Regions from separate parts of the Homo sapiens genome. Here region 1 is linked to region 2. A link is a loop called in an ENCODE intact Hi-C map of the cell type or tissue named here. Cell type or tissue: GM12878. All regions are shown on one strand. Each heading gives the region's core, and the rest is flanking DNA. Links, peaks and the distances in the headings are about the cores only.

What was found. A loop is a pair of places that touch in the nucleus more often than their neighbours do. Peaks named below come from ENCODE experiments on the same cell type or tissue, not always from the same donor. Only the 100,000 strongest peaks of a DNase experiment are listed, where the experiment ranks them.
Region 1: a loop joins it to region 2, with 4 times the contacts of the local background. A loop is called at or near these places in 1 of 110 quality-filtered maps.

The regions. Positions count from the first base shown.
Region 1 is chr4:75,066,021-75,074,727 of GRCh38, reverse strand. It overlaps LOC107986289 (a long non-coding RNA gene), which reads left to right and starts at 485. Exons shown (of 3, transcript XR_001741728.2): 1 at 485-780. In GM12878, for the core only: no CTCF peak of the experiment used is centred there; a DNase peak (open chromatin) is centred at 5,157; H3K4me3 peaks cover 729 bases.
Region 2 is chr4:75,284,681-75,293,387 of GRCh38, reverse strand. No RefSeq gene overlaps it. Among named protein-coding and RNA genes, the nearest start is that of LINC02483, 65 kb to the left of the region's middle. In GM12878, for the core only: a CTCF peak has its summit at 3,391 (motif pointing right); a DNase peak (open chromatin) is centred at 3,407.

The sequences.
Region 1 (8,707 bases), core at 262-8,261, 220 kb after region 2:
GGATTATAAATCATGCTGCTATAAAGGCACATGCAGACATATGTTTATTGCAGCACTATTCACAATAGCAAAGACTTGGAACCAACCCAAATGTCCATCAATGATAGACTGGATTAAGAAAATGTGGCACATATACACCATGGAATACTATGCAGCCGTAAAAAAGGATGAGTTCATGTCCTTTGTAGGGACATCGATGAAGTTGGAAACCATCATTCTCAGCAAACCATCACAAGGACAGAAAACCAAATACCACATGTTCTCCCTCATTGGTGGGAATTGAACAATGAGATCACTTAGACACAGGGCGGGGAACATCACACTCTGGGGTTGGGGGTTGGGGGAGGGATAGCATTGGAGAAATACTTAATGTAAATGATGAGTTGATGGGTGCAGCAAACCAACATGGCAAATGTGTACCTATGTATCAAACCTGCACGTTGTGCATGTGTACCCTAGAACTTAAGGTTTAATAATAATAATAATAAGAATAATAAGAATAATGATAAAAAGAACTTGGCTTATTTCTATTAGTTTTCTAGTAAGGTTCATTGGGAAAAATATCTGTTGAATCAGAAGAAGGAGGAATTATTTAGGATTTATTTCATAGTACTCTAATAACAATCATGCCAGAATCTTCTCACTGAGAAGGACAGGAGGAAAAGGAGAGAAGTAGGAGAGGGCTGGATGAAATCAAATCTTGTTTCCTCCAGGAGGTCTGACTTCAGTGAAGATCCAAAGGCAGAGGCCCCACAGGAGTCCTTCTGCTCCCTGGAGACAGTAAGTATTAGATTGGCCTTATGCTTAGCAGACAGGCCTTAATACTAATTTCTCTTGACCTTCTCATGTGATTCGTGTCAGCTTGGCCCTCATTTGTTAAGCTTGCTTTAATTATGTGCATAATGCCTCATTATTTTTTATAAAGGAAGCAGCAAAAGAAACAATTATGCAAATGAATGAGGTGTGTTGTTCACTGAGGAGTTGTGGGCTAATTGGGCACTGGAACAAAAATACCATTGCCAAATACAGTGCTGCCAAAAAGATTCCCACCAATTCCTATTTCAGATTAAGTATATCAGTGCCTACAGGATAAATGTCCAAGAAGATAAAATGCCCTGAGAACTGAGATAGGGCCAGGATTTTCTTGCTAAGGTTGAAGGCTTATCTAAGTTGGCCAAGGTGAAGCTTCTCCTAGAAACATCTTTTTAGTTTTGTCTGTGGTTGTTGCCAAATGGGAATAATTTGTGTGTTGAACCTAGTATTGTTTCCCTTTGTCTCTCCTTTGGAAAGTCTCACTCATTTATTCATTTTGTCTATTTTAATTCAATCTAGTTAAAATCTTCACCTAGGCACTTCATGTGTGAGTTGGCTCCTTTATACCTTAACTCAGGTCACCTCTCATTGTCACCCTATCTTCACCCCACCGTGTGACCCCTAATTCTGTTTTATTAGATCAGGTCAGGAATAGATGTCCTATGCTTCCACGTTACCCTGTGTTTTTCTCTCAGGACTCAGGACATCTGTATTTAAATTCATTGCTGTTGTAAAATGACCTAAGCCACCTTGGTTGTTTGCAATTATCATGTTTTCTCCAGAACGCATAACCAGCGGGGATATTACACTGAAGGAAAGTTTCAAAACAGATTCTTCACAACAAATACCAAGCAGGCATAAAAACTGTCACACAGCTTGTTCTGTTGGCACAGTGAAATCCTCGCTTTCTTTTTTCTTTTTTCTTTCTTTTTTATTTTTTTGAGATGTCTCGCTCTGTCGCCCAGGCTGGAGTGCAGTGGCATGATCTCGGCTCACTGCAAGGTCTCCCTTCAGGGTTCACGCCATTCTCCTACCTCAGCCTCCCAAGTAGCTGGGACTACAGGCACCTGCCACCATACCTAGCTAATTTTTTGTATTTTTAGTAGAGACGGGGTTTCACCGCGTTAGCCAGGATGGTCTCCATCTCCTGACCTCATGATCCACCCGCCTCAGCCTCCCAAAGTGCTGGGAGCTGTCTTTTTAGTCTTTTTAAGCACCCAAACTAACCCCTAATTAAAGAGTTCATTTGAGGCAGATGTGAAAATAATCAGTAATAAGAATCAGCTAAACTTCTAATCAGGGTCAAATACTGACTAAATGGTAGGATCCAAAGAAATACCAAGGTCTAGGGCATTATTTCAAAAGATATAAGGCTATCAGTTTTGCTAGATTTTTATATGTGTTTATTGCAAGGTTGGGAGTGCCTATAGAATATTTCTGGTCATTCCATACAACTGGCAGATCTTTCATTTGACCAAAGAAAAATCATCTATAATATCCATTGTACTAAGTAACAAACCTGCTGTTGATCAGATATTAAGGTAACTAGCTTTCTGATAGCTGCCTCCTGAGTGTGGATTTTGATTAGTGTTTCAAATGCTAACTAATCATCCTGGAGATTTTCGATTAGGCTAGTTCAGATATTAATCAACCACCTCTAAGATATAAATTAAAATGCCCACTTATTGATAAACACAGTCTATGAAGTATTTAAAGTTACTTGCAGACAACGTAGCAGTTGTTAAACTTGGAAGTTATTGTCTGACTTACTTGCTGAAATGCAAGCCCCATGGAGCGGAGATTTATTCACATCACATACCCAGATTCTGCATGGTTCCAGACCTGGAGCAGGTGACCAAGAAATGTTTTTGGAATAAACGGGGATCATCTGACATCCTCACTTCTTTGCTTCTCAATTCTCCCTTTGTTTCTCATTTTCTTCTAACACTCTTCTTTCTTTTTTTCTCTGTCTCTCTTGTGATTCCCCTCCACCCCTTTTTTTATTTGTGTGGGAAACTCATGTGGTTTTTAAACAATTGTGGCCATATATTCTGCTGTTGAAGAATTAGGATGTTTGAAGATTTGCTTTATCTTGATTGGGTCACTTGGAGGCTTCATACTTTGTGTTTTTGTCTGTAAAAGAAGGATAGCAGTAGTGCCTATCTGGAGGCTGTGAGAATTTGTGGATTGTGCTTAGCATGCTTAATTCTTCTTCTCCCTCACTCTTCTGATTTAGCCCTAGACCTGCTTTACTAATAACCTGATTACTTGAATTTCCTTAGCCATGATGTCATTCATTTATTTCTCCCTTGGTCTTGCGAGTGTGCCAACGCAGTGTTTTCTTTGTTGGGTGTGTATATATAATGTAAAGTAGGTGGGCAGGGGCTAGCAGGCCAAGGAGAATGCTTTGCTGCACTTATCCTCTTCTAGCTGTGTTCTCTTAGACAAGCCAGTTAATCTCTTTCAGCTTTTGTTTTCCTATCTGTAAGAGGAGGTTATGACGTCAACCTCACATAGAGATCATAAGAATAAAATGAGATTAGTGTATGTGGAAGACATTCGGCCCAGATCAATGTTCAACAAATGTTAATGGAATGAAATAATCCTTTTTAGCCAATTGCCACATCAAGAGTTTAGCCAGGAAGCTGATCTTTCTGAGCTATGGATATGAGATTTATTATAGGAATGAGATCCTATACAATTGTGGGAGGGTGGGGGAAGTGAAATGAAGGGTGACTGGGGGATCAAAGAAGACATAAATCTGAAAGCCAGGCACATCCAGCCACCAAAGTGAGACCAAGGGAGAGCTGATGGAGAAGTCTGTGGGGGCAACTATTGCCTGTTTGGATCCACAGCCATGTTTGTTAATGGACCTGGGATCTCTTAAACACCAGAGGGAATGGTCAGGAAGAAAAGCTCGACCTTGAGTGGAGGAGGGTGACAATAATGTGGACCCCTCTGGCACATGCATCTGTCTGACACCGCATCCAAGGATGATGTTCAGAGAATAATGGCTACTGTTTCATTTCCATCATCCAAATCTATGCAAATTACACTGTTGACCAATATAACTCTGTATAATATACAGCATAGGTATAAGCATTCTAGGAAACGTAGTTTCAGCTTTTCCAAGTTGACACAGAACAGACCACCATACCAATATTTTCCAGTTTAGAGTTAACTTCTTTCGGCTTTGATTTAAACTACTCCCCATCCCCACTAAGGAATTCTGAAGATTACCCTTTAACTATGACTTAAGTTTATGGAGTTATATGAAGTATTGGTCTAAAGAGGCTCAGGATCCCTACTTCACACTTAAAATGCAATCTCACATAAGGGAAGGATTTTAATGTAATTATATATTAGTTTCCTTACAAATAAGAAAGGGAGTTTTATTGATTATAATTTGGGTTTAAATTTCAAATATACAGTATTACTTGTCAGGTCCTTTATGGTTTATTCATTGGTTTATTATTTGTCTTCTCCCATTAGATTTAAAGTTTTCTGATAATAGAAACATTGTCTCTCTTGCCATCTTTTCTGGGAGCCCCTTGGGACTCTGGCATGAGAGGTCTGGACTCCTTTGAACCTGTGTCTCTGTATCTCTGGTGGACCCAGAGCATCCATGGGTAAAAAACTGAAGTAACGAGTACCATCTTCTACTTGTTGAGGAGAAATTAAGTGTTATGGTTCTTGGTTTTTTACGGTTTGTTCCTTACATTTTTCTTAATAAAATTTGCTTCCTTACTTGAGGCTAATAGCACAACTGTGACACTGATTACTTCAATATTTTAGTGTAGGTTAAAAGCATTAATCTTCTGCCTTGTTAAGTATGTGGGAAGGAAAGAGGAAGGAGACGCTGACATTGCTCTCAAAGAATTTAAAATCTAGCGGGTTTCGGAAAAGGGGAGAGTACAATAGTAAGATGACTTTGGTCTCTGGAGGAGAATGTGGCCAGTTCTTGGGGAGGTGAGAACAAAAATCATGAGAAGAAAACTAGAGGGGATGCCCTCAGTGGTCAGCCTTCTAAGAGTTCATTAAGCAGAGAAAGTGGGCAGTGTATGTTTATTCCCAATAGAGGAAACTCGAGATCTGAGGGCTGAATTAATCTTTTAACAGTTCTGGTTGAGTGAACTGAGAAGCTTAGTTCTTATTTTAACAAACTGAAACCTAACAAGAATAGATAGAGGAGAAGATAGCAACCAAAATGGAATGTCTGTGATAGCAAACAGGTAAATCGCTAAGGTGGTGAGGTCTATTTTTAGCGTCTCCATTGATCCCCTGGGGACCCTCTCACCCCTTTGCACCCAGGCACATGGGACCTTTTGCTGTCTGTGGTTGCTCCGCCCACTTTCATGCTACACCATGGCTCAGCAGGACTCTTTCTCCCATTGAACCTTACCTGCTGTCTTAGTCAGTTCAGACTACTACACAAAATACCATAGACCAGATGGCTTATAATCAACAGAAATTTATTTTTCATAGTTCTGAAGGCTGAGAAGTTTCAGGTCAAGGCACTGGCAAGTTTGGTGTCTGGTGTGGGCTCACCTCCTCATAGGTGTCAGTCTTGTTTGTGTCCTCACATGGTGGAAGAAATGAAGGATCTTTCTGAGGTCTCTTTTTAAAACAGCACTAATCCCATTCCTGAGGGCTCCACCCCCATAACCTACTAACCTCCCAAAGACCCCACCTCCTAATAGTACCACCTTGCAGGTGAGAATTTCAACACAGGAATTTGGGAAAGACACAAACATTTAGATTATACTTCCTATTTTCATCTTATTCTTCTGGGGCTCCTTTGTTTATTAAATTATATTTTTACCCAGACAATTACTGTCATCATTAGAGTGTCTTACATTTGTAGAGCTTCTTTAAAGTTTGCTAAGTGCTTTTAAGTATATCATGTCATTTGATCAACTTATTAAAATGAATTAATATATTAATAATTTAGTCCCCCTAGGTAACACATTGATACATTAACTACTGGAAATAGTACCATACTCCCCCAAATATCTTAGATTTGCAGAGTTCTTTATACTTGGCTAAGTGTTTCAACATCAACTGTTATTGAAAAGGCTCTAGAGTATTGAAAATTGGGCACTGGGGTAGACTGGTGGGGACTTTTGGGCCAGGGCCACCACACTGCACAACCTCAGAGAGTGCTGTTTGCACTGTGGACACTGGGAAGAGTATCTGGCAGCTGTGCAGGGTACTGTCTGTGAGTGACCAGATGCAGCAGCTTTGTTTGTGGCCTTTAATTCACCCCCCTGGTTCTGCAGCCCATGCCCAAGAAGATGGCTTAAACCTCCTAGCCGGTAATGGGTTGGGGTAGGGGTTGGGTGGAGGCGGTCCTGACCCTTATACTTTCCAAGATGGAATAACTGAAGGCCCCACAACACATCCTTCTTCCTTTAGCCCAGGGGCAGTCATAAAGCTATGCTCCACAGAATTTTTTTTTTCTGAACATTCAGAGTAAGTCTCCTTGGAGTTGGGAATAAAGCAGAGGTCAGAGATCATAAAAGTACACAAAGCACAACAAGCTTTATTTTTATTTATTTATTTATTAGACGGAGTCTCGCTCTGTCGCCAGGCTGGAGTGCACTGGCTCGATCTTGGCTCACTGCAACCTTCACCTCCCAGGTTCAAGCAATTCTCCTGCCTCAGCCTCCCGAGTAGCTGCGATTACAGGTGCGTGCCACCACGCCCAGCTAATTTTTGTAATTTTAGTAGAGACAGGGTTTCACCATATTGGCCAGGATGGTCTCGATCTCCTGACCTCATGTTCCACCCACCTCAGCCTCCCAAAATGCTGGGATTACAGGCATGAGCCATTGTGCCTGGCCAACAGGCTTTATTTTTAAAAATATGTAGTCCTCTCTCCTAGGCAGCTGTCATTTACAGCTCAGTTACTATGCTCATGTTGCCTAGGACTTGCACACAGGCTGCTGCGATCTTCAGATGAATTTGCATATGATACTCTAGTTTTAGACATAGTTTGTTTGAGTGCCAAGCACTGGATGTCAGGTACCCTTCTTTTTCTTTCTTTCTTTCTTTTTTTTTTGTGACTTAAAACAACAGAAATTAATTTTCTTACAGATCCAGAGGCCAGAGTCTCAAACCAAGATGCCAGCAAAGTTGGTTGCTCCTGTGAGCTCAAGGGAGAATCTGCTCCATGCCACTTTCCTACCGCCTTGGCAGTTTGCTGGCAATCCTTGGCTTTCCTGGACTTCTTGATGCCCCGTCTCACACAGCCTTCTCCCCTGTGTATCTGTGTTCGAATTTCCTTCTTATAAGGGCTCACACTGATCCAGTGTGACCTTACCTTAACTAATTACATCTTCAAAGATCCTATTTCCAAGTAGATTGTATTTCCATTCTGAGGCTCTGGCGGATGTAAATTTGAGGGGTACAGAAGGAAAAAGGTGTGTAGGCAAGATCTGGGGACTGCAGAAGTCTTCTCTTCTTTCCTTCTTTCCCTTCTTTTCTACCTGCTGGTGCTTACCTTGAACATGCATTTAAAAAGCAATAGAGCAGAATGGGTTAGGCTTTGGGCCCTCAGTCACAGCATCTGTATATCTCAGCACTGCCTCTCGCCGTGTGAAGTTCTACTTCTTTGCTTCTGTCTCCTCACCTACTAAATGGGGATAATGATAGTCTTCACTTCAAAGGCTTATTCTGAATATTATCTACATTAATTAATGTGGAGTGCTTAGAACAGTTCCTGGCATATGGTTTGTGCTCAATAAATGTTACCAGCTGCTGCCTATATTTTCTTTTAAATATTTTCAACTTTTAGATACAGGAGGTACATGTGCAGGTTTGTTACATTGGTATATTGGGTGATGCTGATGTTTGGGATATGAATCCAGTCACCCAGATAGTGAACATAGTACCAAATAGGCAGTTTCAACTCCTTTCTCTCCATCCCTCCCCCTCCAGTAGTCCCTGATGTCTATTGTTCCCATCTTTATGTCCCTGTGTATTCAATGTTTTGCTCCCACCTATAAGCAGGAACATGCGGTATTTGGTTTTCTGTTCCTGTGTTAATTTGCTTAGGATTACAGTCTCCAGCTACATCCATGTTGCTGATATACATGATTTCATCCTTTTAATGGCTGTGTAGTATTCCATGGTGTATATGTACCACATTTTCTTTATCCAATCCTCAGTTGATGGTCACCTAGGTTGTTTTAATGTCCTTGCTGTTGTGAATAGTGCTGCGATGAGCATTCGAGTGCTTGTATCTTTTTGGTAGAATGATTTATATTCCTTTGGGTATATGCCCAATAATGGGATTGCTGGGTCAGATAAAAAGGTAGTTCTTTTTTAAGCTCTTTGAGAAATCTCCAAAATGCTTTCCACAGTGGCTGAACCAACTTACATTCCCACCAGCAGTGCATAAGAATACCCTTTTCTTCACAGCTTTGCCAGCATCTATTACCAGGGCCTCTTCTTATCAATCTTTCACATCAAAATGGTGTTTTCAGAACTTCCTGGTTCTTCTGCTATAAACTCACTGTGACGTTTCTGCTTCAGAGGCCCAGGAGCTCTGCAAGGACTCCTGAGACCTTTGGTTGTCCTAGCAGTTTATCAAGACGTCATCAGAAAGTGTGATGATTTTACAGGAAACAGCAATGACCATTTTCTCTATATTTATTTCACATATTTGCAATACAAGATTAATTATAGGCTTTGGAGAAATTCTGTTACATTCTTAACAAACAAAAATGTTCTAAAAGTGTTGCTTCTGTCAAAACACCATGTGGGTCAGCTATTTCTGCTGACATCTGGTTCATCTTCATTACCATGTTCATGTTAGGTTTGAATTTCAAAGAGTTTGGAATTACTTCACCAGACACACACAGATTTTGTCTCAGGCCCCATAAGGAACCAG
Region 2 (8,707 bases), core at 334-8,333:
ACAACTTACAAGAGATGTGAAGGGCCTCTTCAAGGAGAATTACAAACCACTGCTCAATGAAGTAAAAAGGGACACAAACAAATGGAAGAACATTCCATGCTTATGGATAGGAAGAATCAATATTGTGAAAATGGCCATACTACCCAAGGTAATTTATAGATTGAATGCCATCCCCATCAAGCTACCAAAGACTTTCTTCACATAATTGGAAAAAACTACTTTAAAGTTCATATGGAACCAAAAAAAGAGCCTGCATTGCCAAGACAATCCTAAGCAAAAAGAACAAAGCTGGAGGCATCACACTACCTGACTTCAGACTATACTACAAGGCTACAGTAACCAAAACAGCATGGTACTTGTACTAAAACACAGAGATGGACCAATGGAACAGAACATAGGTCTCAGAAATAACACCACACATGTACAACCATCTGATCTTTGACAAATCTGACAAAAACAAGAAATGGGGAAAAGATTTCCTATTTAATAAATGGTGGTGGGAAAACTTGCTAGCCATATGCAGAAAGCTGAAACTGGATCTGTTCCTTTCACCTTATACAAAAATTAATTCAAGATGGATTAAAGACTTAAATGTTAGACCTAATACCATAAGAACCCTAGAAGAAAACCTAGGCAATACCATTCAGGACGTAGGCATGGGCAAAGACTTCAAGACTAAAACACCAAAAGCAATGGCAACAAAAGCCAAAATTGACAAATGGGATCTAATTAAACTAAAGAGCCTCTGCACAGCAAAAGAAACTACCGTCAGAGTGAACAGGCAACCTATAGAATGGGAGAAAATTTTTGCAATCAACCCATCTGACAAAGGGCTAATATCCAGAATCTACAAAGAACTTAAACAAATTTACTAGAAAAAAACAACCTCATCAAAAAGTGGGTGAAGGATATGAACAGACACTTCTCAAAAGAAGACATTTATGCAGCCAGCAGATACATGAAAAAATGCTCATCATCACTGGCCCTCAGAGAAATACAAATGAAAAGCACAATGAGATACCATCTCATACCAGTTAGAATGGCGATCATTAAAAATCAGGAAACAACGGCCTGGAGAGGATGTTGAGAAATAGGAACACTTTTACACTGTTGGTGGGACTGTAAACTAGTTCAACAAATGTGGAAGTCAGTGTGGCAATTCCTCAAGGATCTAGAACTAGAAATACCATTTGACCCAGCCATCCCATTACCAGGTATATACCCAAAGGATTATAAAGCATGCTAATATAAAGACACATGTACATATATGTTTATTGTGGCACTATTCACAATAGCAAAGACTTGGAACCAACCCAAATGTCCATCAATGATAGACTGGATTAAGAAAATATGGCACATATACACCATGGAATACTATGCAGGTATAAAAAAGGATGAGTTCATGTCCTTTGTAGGGACATGCATGCAGCTAGAAACCATCATTCTGAGCAAAGTATCACAAGGACAGAAAACCAAACATCACATATTCTCACTCATAGGTGGGAATTGAACAATGAGAACACTTGGACACAGGGTGGGGAACATCACACCATGGGGCCTGTCATGGGCTGGGGTGCAGGGGGAGGGATAGCATTAGGAGAAATACCTAACGTAAATGACGAGTAATGGGTGCAGCAAGCCAACATGGCACATGTATACCTATGTAACAAACCTGCACGTTGTGCACATGTACCCTAGAACTTAAAGTATAATAAAAAAAATTAGAGAGAGAGAGAGAGAGAGTGAAAGGCAATAGTCCTAAAATCCTCCCAGCACTGGGCTCTGTGCTCTGCCTGACTTCTTGGCTGCCTGTCCTTTGGACACCTGAGTTTGACAATGTATTCTGCTTTTGTTTAAGCTATTTTGACTTTGGTTTCTGTCACTGGCCATTATGAGACTTGCCTTCTAAAAGAGCAATATATACTTGTTTATTTATATTTTGGACATAGCTTTAGTTTCATTTAGTGTCTTTTTTTGTTTTTAGTAGGAATTTGAGGGAGTAAAAAAATGGAAAGAAAACCAATGATGATGTGAATATAGAGGCCGCATCATTTAGGCAGTATTTAGTCTTGCTCATAGGGATCACCTTGAAGCTGGAAGTTATAGGACTGAGAAATACCTCGAGTTAGCTACCATCAAACTTTCTAAAACCACAGAACCCTTTGAAATACTATCCAAGTTTACACAACTCAATTCATGATAAAAAATAAAAAATAACAATTTGCTAAAACCTTTATCCAATATAGTCCCTTGAAAATCTTGATTTACTAAAAAATGTGAAAAAAGGAAGAAGGAATTATTATTACCCTCAAGTAAAATATTGATGGTGGTTAGAAGTAACCAGTTAATCATCATGGAACCCTCAGCAAACTCCTTCCAGACCCATATGTGAGGGCAAAGAGGTTAAAGAATACAATTTGAAACCCATGGCACTCCTGGATATGGTCCTAATCAGAAATCAGCAGCTCTTGCTTTCAGGGACTTAATTCTATCCCTGCTTTGCTCAACCCTCTGCCTATATACAAAAATCAATTGCAAAGAAATGTATTCATATATGTGCAAAGCACAAGTGTTCAAATACTTCTTTCTGTCACAAATTCTGAGTCTAATCTTACTAATCAATGTGCATAGGTCAGTTTCTCACAGGTGTTTCACTGGAAAGCTGTTGGCAACCACATAGCCATCAGGGGATCCAGGAAGGTCCGTTTTCTCTGTGCTCACCCCATGTCTTTGAATGCAAAATGAGGTGTAGGCTATCAAATTACTTAATAGGTCATGTAATCCATCACTGCTGTTTGAAACCCTCAATTATGTACAATTATGTAGAGTTTTATGAAACTATGGAGATGTAAGGCAGAGGGAAGAAAATCCCCTCTGATGTAAATGCAAAAAAACGACAGGTCATGAGATTGTAGGTGGCCTGGGGAGAATCAGGCATTTCTAACATGTAATGGCTTGTGGGAGAGGATTAGGTGTCTGATCTTATTTTCAGAGCAAACATGCAGGAGCAGCTGCATCATGCCGGCTTCAAAGGCAAACAGGCAGCTCCGTGACTAGGCCCACACCGGGAATGTCATGGTACTAATGACTTCCATTCACTCTTAAAATAACATAACAACTTCTTCCTGAAGTTGAGCTATTTGATCCTCTTTCCCATCGTTGTCAGGAGACTGAGATTTGTCCTGTGGGAGGAGCATGATGAGTCCCATGCCAAGCGATGAGGCCAGGGGAGCTTGTTTGCAGAGGTATCTGCATTCCCCACTTCCTGTTTATTGGTGTCCTTCAAGTCCCTGTACCCTGGGTCTGTGGCTCCAGGCTTCTCAGAGCAAGAGGCCCAATGCCCTGCCTATGCCCTGAACCCTCAGTCTAATGCACTCAATCTTGGCTTCCACTTGGGGGCAGAAGAGAAACAGTTTACCGTACATTGACTCATTAAATTGGATATTTTTGGTTGGTAACTGGCAATACCCCTTTGGCCATGAACCAGCACCTCTATATGTCAGTCATTTCAGTTGGAAGTTCCAAATGTAATGCAAACTGTTGTAAGCAAAAGGAGATCTTTTAAAAAAAATTATTTAGGGAAGGGTTCATGGGTAGACTTTTAGTTAAAGCTAAATCTAGGGATAAAAAATAATGCCACTAAGGAGATACCACAAGAAGAAGGGCTGGATGCTGGCCAGGCCGAAATAATAGATGCCCATCACTGTCATATCCTACAAAAAATGAATGAACAAGACCGACAAGAGCTTAGAGCAGAGTGGGGATCCACATAATGCACAATTGCAATGTGGCATGAGAAATATTAAGATGGAGAATTACTATGATCTATAGAGCACATGGGAGGAGCACCCAGCCTAGTTGAGAGCAGCGTAGGGTCAGGGAATACATGCGATTCCAATGTATACTTTACAGAGTAAATGGCATTGAAGTAAAGTGTGTGTTAGAATTAGATGAGAGGTGATTAATGAAGAAGGGTGAGGGCAGAGAGTGATGAGCATCTTCTTTCTCACATGTAACTGCCAGGTCATCCATCTAAGAGTGATAGTGTTTTCTAAATAAGAAATAAAGACACATTGTGTCAAAGGTACAAACATATTTAGAGAGATGAAGACTGTGCCAAGAAATTTAGGCTGTATCATCACCATCTCTTTTCCCTCTGCTCTTCTCTTAGGAAACTAAACAGCCAGTCTCATAAGTGGGCCCTGCTCTCAGGGCTGAAAGGGAATGAAGAAATTGCACCAATAGTTGGTCAGATGCTTTTCTTATTTGCTCAGTTAATCCTCACTACCATTCCATGAGGTCAGTACTATTTCCAATGTATAGACATAGATGAAATAAAATAAAACGGCCAAAAACAACCTAGGAAACAAAAAACTCCAAGCATTTAGAGACTTAAGTAACTTAAGATCACGCAGCTAGTCAGTGTAGGAGCTGGGGTTCAAACCTTGTTGTGCCTGGTTCAGGATACCTGATTCTATTACTCTGTCTCTAAGGAAATATTCTAAATTTTATTGGAGTCTCTTGGAGCTCTAATTTTGGTTGTTTAACTAACATGAGATTCTAATCATAAAAATTTAAATTCTGGTAGGTAGAGAGCCATTTTGATATTTTGAGCAAACCAGTTGGAAAGGTATCCACCTATTCAGTCAAAGCATGATAATCAATGCTGCTTGCCTTATTCTCTTTCCTCTGGCAGGAGTTTTCTGGCAGGAGTTCTCAAATTGTACGCCACTATATTTTGCTCAGTATGAAACTGAGCGCTTAGCTTCCCTTGAACAGAATTACACATCCATTTACTTGCCATAGCTTCATAATGGATAACATACATCTTTCTCCCCCCATCACCTTGATTTTGGGGATGGGCCATATGCCTTGCTTTGGCCAGTGGATGAAGTCAGCTTTGAGATGAGCAGATGCTTGAAATGTGCTTTGTGATTAGATTTGCTTCTCTTGCATTCTGGTGATCTGCCACATGAAGAATATGTTCCCTTTTTCTGGGACCTAAAATATGACATCGGAGCAGACCTACAACCCACAGTCTGGAGCAGTGCCCGGCTGACCTGAAGCAGGAGGAAGAGCTGCTCAGCCAAGCTCGCTCGGGCTACATTAGTCAAACTGCAGCTTCCCTGCCATCCCAGAAGCATGTGTATAAATGCTTGTAATTGTAAATTGCTGAGTTTGGGGAAGTATTGTTATATAGCACTATTATAGAAAGAGCTGGATAATGTTATCAGTGAATAATGTTACCTTTTACCACAACCGAGTATACTTACCACCTTGAAAATTTCAGTCAGATATAACTTTGAGCTCAGAGGGTTGTGGGGTGCATATAGAGTATAAGTGAGTATAATTTGCTATTACTGTAAGCTAAAATGGCATTGAAAATCTTTTGAACGCTTACTGGAACGTGTGAGAACTTTGTCACATGAGTTTATAAGGAAGTAAAGTAAGAACAAAATTCTTCTAAAACGTATTCTCTACAACAAGATTGAGGAAATGATTGGATAACTGAGTGAGTTTTATAAATCTTGTGAGACATTTTTCCACTCATAGTAATGATCATGTTGTAGTTGCTTCTGGCTTATTTGGTGTTGCTTTGAGGTTTTTAGTCCCTTCTTGTATGTGGACAAACATTCCTGTATTCATAAGTATGCTGTGAAAGTAAAAAGGTGGAGGACTATTCTTCTAGTGTAAGATTTTTATAAGTTGTTGTAAAAGCTCTTATTAGTTGCTCTACTGATTAAACAAAATTATCTACTTCTTATTTTACCTGAATAATACAACGATGACTGGAAATGTGTAAGGAAAAGAGAGATCAGACTGTTACTGTGTCTATGTAGAAAGGGAAGACATAAGAAACTCCATTTTGACCTATACCCTGAACAATTGCCTTGCCCTGAGATGCTGTTAATCTGTAACTTTGCCCCAACCTTGAGCTCACAGAAACATGTGTTGTATGGAATCAAGGCTTAAGGGATCTAGGGCTGTGCAAGATGTGCCTTGTTAACAAAATGTTTACAGGCAGTATGCTTGGTAAAAGTCATCGCCATTCTCCTGTCTCGATAAACCAGGGCCACAATGCACTGCAGAAAGCCGCAGGGACCTCTGCCCTGGAAAGCCGGGTATTGTCCAAGGTTTCTCCCCATGTGATAGTCTGAAATATGGCCTTGTGGGATGGGAAAGACCTGACCGTCCCCCAGCCCGACACCCATGAATGGTCTGTGCTGAGGGGGTTTAGTAAAAGAGGAAGGCCTCTTGCTGTTGAGGTAGAGGAAGGCCACTGTCTCCTGCCTGCCCCTGGGAACTGAATGTCTCAGTATAAAACCCGATTGTACATTTGTTCAATTCTGAGATAGGAGAAAAGCTGCCCTGTGGTGGGAGGCGAGACATGTTGGCAGCAATGCTGCTTTGTTATTCTTTACTCCACAGAGATATTTGGGCAGAGAGAAACATAAATCTGGCCTACGTGCACATCCAGGCATAATACCTCTCCTTGAACTTATTTGTGACACAGATTCCTTTGCTCACATGTTTTCTTGCTGATCTTCTTCCTATTATCACCCTGCTCTCCTACCGCATTCCTCTTGCTGAGATAGTGAAAATAGTAATCAATAAAAACTGAGGGAACTCTGAGACCAGTGCTGGTGCAGGTCCTTGGTATGCTGAGTTCCGGTCTCCTGGGCCCACTGTTGTTTCTCTATACTTTGTCTCTGTGTCTTATTTCTTTTCTTAGTCTCTCATCCCACCTGATGACATATACCCACAGGTGTGGAGGGGCAGTCCACCCCTTCAGAAAGGCATATGCTTCTATTGCCTGGGAGTTAAATATGGAAGCTATGGTGTGCTCAGGTTTCCATTTGGATACCGAATTACTTTTCTTTTCTTTTTTCTTGGTTTTATAAACATTTCATGTACTGATATTTGTTGTTAATTTATCTTGAAATATGTTGAACAGACAGACCTTTTAAATTAATTCATTCAAGATATATATTGAGTACCTTTTCTGTACCAAGTACTGTGCTAGGTCATAGGTATGAAACGGTGAAAAAGATAGATATAATCCTTGCCCACAAAATGCCTAAGTGGGTTTTAACTCAGATTGCACATTAAAATATTATTATAATAAATAATAAGAGAACATTAAAAAGAGATTCTGATTTCATTGGAATGGGATGGGGACATCAGTATCAGTATTTAAAAAGCTACCCAAGTTCTAATAAGTAGCCAGGTTTGAAATCTGAAGTTTAGCAGGTATTGACATTTTTTTTAATGTTACTGTTGACAAGGCACTGTACTAAGCACCTTGCGTGTAGAGCTTACTCTATCCTTAGAGTGTCTGGTGGGGTGGATATTACAATGCCTCCTTTACTGATGACTGGTTAGTTTACTTTTGTAAAGCAAATAGAGTTTACAAGAGAGACAGGATTCTAACACAGATCTGTTTTAACCATTGTGCTGCAACGGCTTTGAAATACAGTTTGTGTGAAATAGCCACAAATAATTAAAGTAAAAGTTAATGCAATAAGAGCTTATCAGAAACCAGATAAAATATTTCTGAAAAAATGATATAAATCAATGGAGAAATATGAAGTGATATTGATTTATAAAATCTATCAATCGATTTATAAATTTATAAAATCCTAAAATCTGTTTTGTTCATTTTTCAGGAATTTTACATACTTTAGAGGCTTAAATTTTCATGTGCAAATTCCTTTCTTCCTTCCTTTTTCTTTCTCTCAATAGTGAACCTATACTGGAGAAAACTGATGAGTCTATGGTAGATGTTGAGTGACTGTGTGTATGTGTGTATACTCATTTACTTGTCAGATTTAGTCATTGAAAAGCTTCTCCACTCAACTTTGATTTGAGAAACTTTTAGGTCACCATATAAATTCTCAGGCTGAAATTTGTAAGTGTGCTAACTCAAGTTTAATATTACCTAGCCTGATGATTTCAGGCAAGAATATTAAGGGTTAAAATTCCCTTTCTTATATACTCCTGTGTTGAGGAATTAAGAATGTACAGTCTTTTTCAATACCAAACTAGCCTTAAACCAAATGCAAAACATCAAAGTGCTCTGAAAAGTGAAGGCTAAATTCTTTTCAAAGAGGTGTTTGTGGGGCAGACAACGTAAGCCACGATCATTCTTTGTTCTCAGTAACCTGCCCCATCTGTTGAATAGGATATGTTACTGGTACAGGAGGAGATAAATGGACATATGCTTAAATGCTTACACTGAGCCAGAATAGAATTTTCAGCCATATTCTTGTCACTAAGCCTGCCACACCAACATTTGTAGACAAGAGTGTCAAATTTACATCAAGCTGTTGTCATCCAAGATAGAATTGTATATTTCAAAACACTGGACAAATGTTTTTCCATCAGCTGCTGGCTAAACATTTTGTTCCTATATACATCTATGCATAAACATGTACACACACCAGGATTCACAGGCAAGGCAAACTACATTGCAGATCTCTGGTTACTGTGACCATCATAGACAGATTCTGTAGAAAAGTAGTAATTTTAAATTCAATAAATTGATTCAAATTATAATATCATCTGTTTCCACCTTTCCTTTCATGGAGTGGAAGATAATCAGTAATTAGTTGTACCTTCTTTCTTAAGTCATACAACTTTATTTGACGTCAACAGAGGCATGCTTCTTAAGAGAATTATCTTCCTTTTACACTTTCAGCAAAAACTG